Regions from separate parts of the Homo sapiens genome. Here region 1 is linked to region 2. Evidence: chromatin contacts called from ENCODE Hi-C or POLR2A ChIA-PET data. All regions are on one chromosome and are shown on one strand. The core of a region is the stretch at or near the end of the contact, and the rest is flanking DNA. Distances in the headings are between cores, read along the strand shown. Region 1 has its middle 39 kb from the start of MYOT. Region 2 holds the start of FAM13B-AS1 (FAM13B antisense RNA 1).

What was found. Hi-C counts contacts between places; a loop is a spot of excess contacts on that map. ChIA-PET counts read pairs that join two places held with the same protein, here RNA polymerase II (POLR2A). Pooled maps may share reads with other maps.
Region 1: a loop to region 2 is called in a map of ascending aorta, with 2.5 times the contacts of the local background. The contact joins the enhancer-like site here to the promoter of FAM13B-AS1 in region 2. A Hi-C loop is called at or near these places in 3 of 168 maps with a recorded cell type or tissue (ascending aorta, chondrocyte and prostate gland) and 6 of 50 pooled maps. POLR2A ChIA-PET finds 5 or more read pairs at or near these places in 3 of 52 experiments (MCF 10A, PC-9 and RWPE1).

The regions. Positions count from the first base shown.
Region 1 is chr5:137,827,099-137,829,798 of GRCh38, forward strand. No RefSeq gene overlaps it. Among named protein-coding and RNA genes, the nearest start is that of MYOT, 39 kb to the right of the region's middle. Within about 2 kb of position 1,338, at least 4 of the 41 ENCODE cell types and tissues checked have a DNase peak (open chromatin) inside an H3K27ac peak, as active enhancers do; they include ascending aorta, where a contact is called at or near this core.
Region 2 is chr5:138,031,325-138,034,024 of GRCh38, forward strand. FAM13B-AS1 (FAM13B antisense RNA 1) reads left to right here and starts at 1,450. Exons shown (of 2, transcript NR_037900.2): 1 at 1,450-1,628. It overlaps FAM13B (family with sequence similarity 13 member B), which reads right to left and starts at 1,755. Exons shown (of 24, transcript NM_001385994.1): 1 at 1,458-1,755. It overlaps LOC124901077 (a long non-coding RNA gene), which reads left to right and starts at 1,815. Exons shown (of 2, transcript XR_007058952.1): 1 at 1,815-1,927; 2 at 2,171-2,700. RefSeq lists enhancers at 784-843, 944-1,827 and silencers at 1,334-1,403, 1,414-1,463.

The sequences.
Region 1 (2,700 bases), core at 88-2,587, 200 kb before region 2:
CTGATAGAGAAACACAACCCAACATCACCTGTGAAGTTGTCTTTCAAAATAAAAAATCAAACCTGAATCTGATCAAGCCTCTAGATCCAACAATCAATTTATAGGAAATACAGAAGACAGAAGAGAAGAACATCTTAAACTACACCACAGGGATACAATCAACAAAATCAAAACTGCAGGAAACTCTACAGGACAAACAACTAGTTTTTTCAACAATCACAAGAATATAAAAATGCTGGAGGGAAAGCTATAGATTGAAAGAGACTAGAAGATACATCTATTGTAATGTGTGAACCTTATTTGGATCCTGATTCAAGCAAGCCAACTGCAAGAAAAAACTGTGACATTTAGGAGACAACTGGAAATCTGAACGCAGACTAGATCATTGATGGTATTTAGGAGTTATTACTAATTTTTAGGTGTGATTATGGTATTATATTTTTCACAAAAATCACCTCTTAGAGAAATATTTTGATTATATTATAGACAAAATATTTTGCTATTTGCTTCAAAATAATATGGTAGGGGGCAAGACAGTAGGGGTACAGATGAAATAAGATTGATCATGAATACATGATTGTAGGAACTAGGTGATATATATAGACATATAGATATACATATATTTGAAATTTTCTGTTATAAATAAGTTTTAAAAATTTAAAGAGTCATAAAATTGAGACATGGGTTCTAAAGCTGGCTCTAACATCATTTTCCTCCATGCCTATGGACTAATCACTTCTCTCTAGGCCTCAGTTTTCTCCATAAATTATGAAACATAAAACGCATTCCAATATTAATTACACTTTCCACCATATCCACTCATTAGCTATGTGACATGGGAAAGTTACTTAATCTTTTTAAGCTTCAGTTTCCTTATTTGTAAAAGGTGATGAAAATAGTAGCTAATTTTTAGGACTGCTGGTGGGTTAAACTGGATGCTGCATGTTAGAGCTCTCATCACAGTGCCTGGCACTAAGCACTTAATAAATAATATCTATCATTATTATCTCTTGCTGCACTAAGAAATAACAATAAAGAATTCTATACTTTTTTTAAAAAAAAATGAGAGGCCTCTATAGTTTAGCCCTTCCTTCCTCCATATCTCCTTTCTTTGGGACAAAAGCAAGAAAATCTGAAACTTCCCCTCTAAAAGTCTGTGGAACAACATGCCCAATAGCACAAGACAGGGTAGGGTTTGGCTCTCCTTCCTAGTGAGAGTCATTGCTGCGGGTCTGGAAAAAACGGAGGTGCTACTTTAGTCATTTTCAGAATATAGTATGCAGCTGTTCTCCTGGAATGCCACACATCCTGAAGTTGCTCCAAGGGCTAAAAACAGAGCTTAGGCGATCAGCCCAATGCAGCCAAGCTCATTCTTTTCAAGGTGGCCCCATTTCAAATAAAATGGGCACTCTGTATGTAACTCCTTTTCTAACTAAGAGTTGGTCTTCCTCACCAGACTGTGAGCCCTTTGAGGGCAAAGCTAGTTGATCTTTCTAGCTTATGCTCCCTAGCAAAGCACCTGGGACAGAGCAGGTACTCAATGCATGCTAGTTGAATGAAGGAATTAATGGCCTATTCTTTTATTTTATTTGGGTTGGAGTAGGAGTGGAAAAAGAACAATGATAACGAAGAACCAATATTGGAGGGATCTCTCTAACAATTTTTTCAGGGAGTGCAACTTGTTCACAACTTTCCCAAATACACCCTGAATATTTTTCCTTCTGAGCCTATACTCATACTCATTCCCTCCACCTGTTAATATCTTTCTCTTACTCTCCTTCTCTCACTTCACTCTTGCTGTCACTCTTTCACTCTTAATATCTACATCCTTCAAGACTTGGTTCCTCTTCCATGAAACTTTTCTCAACAACTGTTGCTGAAAGGACTCTCTTCATCTTGATTTCCTATAACACTTTATCTTTAGCTTTAGACACTCATAATGTTCTGTCATATGCAGTGGTCAGTTTTATGTTTCATAATTTTTGTGGGATTGAAGGCAAGGTCCTCTCTCAATTTCTGAGGCACTCAGCATAGCACTTTGTATAAATCAGACATGTGGTAAGAGTTCAGTGCATGTACTGTCTAAACTTGGAAGAGTAAGAAATATAATCATTCAACCCAATTTAAAGTAGAAAACAACTGAGCCTTAAAAAGTATGTTTCATCCCTAAGATCTTTTTTTCTAAAAAAGTTAACACAGGAGCCAGGCATGGTGGCACATGCCTGTAGTCCCAGCTACTCAGGAGGCTGAGGCAGGAGGACTGCTTAATTAAGTCCAGGAGTTCAAGGCTGTAGTATGCTGTGATTATACCCATGAATAGCCACTGCCACTGCACTCCAGCCTGGGCAACATAGTGAGACCCTGTCTCGAAAAAAAAAAAAGTTAACACATTGTTTTGGAAGTTTTGCTACCCTATTATTCTGTTTGATTAGGCAATATCCTCTTCTGGAAACCTAAGGGAAAACTGTTGTTAGGCATATATATCCTCTAACCAAGTGAATTTAAAAGAAAAATCAAAACATTAAAAATAATAATTTATATTTTCTTCAAATTTGGAGATAAGACAGGCTGGGCATCAAAAAACTAAGACTGAGAATCACTAGATAATTGTAGAACTGTATCTAAGCCCTTGGCTTTTCCCAACACTATCCTCCCCAAACTACCTCTCAGCATAGTTGTAGGTACAAATGAGAGGAAAGC
Region 2 (2,700 bases), core at 200-2,699:
GTCTAAATTAGTAATAAAATTAAACTGGAGAAACTATTACTCCAATTTTAAAAGCAGCACGGATTAAAAAAGTAAGAAGGGGGCAAGGCACGGTGACTCACGCCTGTAATCCCAGAACTCTGGGAGGCTGAGGCAGGCGGATCACTTGAGGTCAGTTCAAGACCAGCCTGGCCAACTTAGTGAAATCTGATCTCTACCAAAAATACAAAAATTAGTCAGGCGTGGTGGCGGGCGCCTGTAGTCCCAGCTACTCAGGAGGCTGAGGCAGGAGAATCGCTTGAATCCGGGAGGAGGAGGTTGCAGTGAACCGAGATCGCTCCACTGCACTCCAGCCTGTACGACAGAGCGAAACTGTCTCAAGGAAAAAAAAAAAAAAGTAAGAAGGCGCTCCCAATGGATATACAAATAATTATCAGTCCATTCAATTCCATCAACAAGCACTTAGTAAATGCACAGTACCTGTGAGAAAACCAGGCCAACAAGCATTTCAAGGTTACCAAAAAAGGAAGGTTGAAAATAGCCTCACACTAACCCAGCTCTAAAAAGACAAATAATTCAAAACCACCCTTTAATGTCTGTCTCTCTAAACAGGTGCACCCCAGTTAATGTTAATAGTCTGCATTACTACTGGTAATGATTCTGGCTACCATTTTAGATTATCAGATCCTTCAAAGTAAATGCCCAACTTTTTTCACTGATTAGAAGGCGAAACGGGGAACCAAATGAAATAATCCACCGTCTTTCTAAAAGTCAGTTTGATTTTAACTGATTACAAACAAAAAGGGCTTAACAGTTTCCCACTGCGCAAATGTGCCAACCGATTCCTACAACCTCATCTAGGAAACCAGGCGTGCCACGCGAACCCTAATGCTATACAAAGTGTCCCCCTCCAGCCTGGCCTATGCAGAGCGCATTCTAGACAAGGCCCCAGTGCACCAACAGCCCAATTTTGGCTATATTCTCTGAGCGATTTAAGGAAGTCCGCAACCACTCATCTCACGTGACCTTAAAAAGGGGCGCAGTTGAGCCCAGAATAAAACACACTCCTTTTTCTTCTACATCAACTTCACTGCCCAGCATGAAGGAAGTGGGCGGGGAAGAGGCGCAGCGCCAGCGGGCAGGAGAGGTCAGCAAAGAAACGTGGGGTGTCGCGCCATCTACTCTGGAGGGGCTGGAGGTGAGGGGCACGCCCGCTCAACTGCACTGCAGCCGCTGCAAATCCAAGGCTGCCACACCCCCCGGCAGCCAGGGACACGGCTTCATCTTCCTCTTTCTCCAGCGGAAAGGGGGCCCTCTCCACGGAACGCCCCACCTGCTAGAGTCCTCCACATCCCGAAACGCAACGCCCGAGAGCAGGCGCGGGTGGCAGGCGGCGCTGGGGGGCAACAGGAGGGGAAGGGCCGCGGCGACCTGCAACCCGCGCATGCGCAGATCCGGGTACCCGCCCGTTTACCTACCGTTGGAACCGCGATGCCCCGTTCCCTGGCCGCGGCCGCTTCTCCAGGACCCGCGGCGACGGCAAGAGGGCGAGAACTGAGGCCCCAAGTGGCTCCGCGGCCGAGAAGCCTCTTCCTGGGGCGGCCGCTGACGGGAGGTTAAAGCTACGGCTGTGGCGCGGGGCCAGCCCGGTAAGCGACCCCCCGGATACCCCCGGCGGTGGTGGCGACGCAGACGCGGAACAGGGGGAGAGAGTGGCGACAGAGGCGGCGGCTGAGGTGCAGAGCCTCCCTAACGGCGAGCGGGAGGAGAGCGGCTGGCGGGCGGAGGCCGGGCCGGACGTGACGTGCGTGGGAGGGGGCGGGGCAGGCCGCTGGTGGGGGCGGGGCGGCGAGGGTCCCCACCCCCACAGCATTCCGGGCAGCGGCCCTGTGTCCTGCAAGCTTGAGGACCGCGGTTCCTCTCCCACCAATTGGGGTCCTGAATTAGGGTGCGAGCAGCCAGGCGCCATCCCGGGGCGGGTTGTGGGGTCCTCGGTATGGGGAGGTTGGGAAACAGAGAGGACACTGGGGAGAGGAAAGATAAAGGGAAAATCCGGAACACAGAGATCGCTTCTGGTCTCTGCGGAGGAAGCCAGGCCCCCAGGGCGCCCATATCCAGGTGAGGAGCACAGAGACCTGAACCGAAAACCGCTGGGGGAGACCTAAGCGGTGACTTCGGTTCCCATTCCCAGAGATGTGAGTTAGATCCGGGACCACGGGGCTGCACCTGCGTCCTGCCCGCCCCCACCCTACCCCTTCACCTCAGGACCTGACCTAGACTCCAGAGAGAACAGTAAGGCTTCGGTGCCTTAGTCTGGGACTGTGGAAGTCGATAGGCTGCGGGCTTACAGGGAGCTTCGTATACTAAAATCAGCCAGCTGCGGAGGCAGAGCTGAAAGGAGGCAGAAAGAATGAGCTCTCTGAACTTGCATGGCTACCCAGACCATCCCTACAACTCCCTTGAACTCACAAGGGTATGAATATTCAGCCAATCTCTTCTTTGTTATAGTCTGTTAAGGGCTTTGAGATCTTCCATTTGGACTCCTTGACAGCCGGTAGATCAACACCTGCACAAAAAATAGCAGCCACCACAATTCAGTTGTCCCTTACCTACCTGAGCTGGAAGTTAGTAACTTGGAAAATGTAAAACAAGAACCCTCATAGAACTTGGGACAAGATTTGAAAAAAATAAAGTTACCCTATGAAATGATCTGTAAATGGG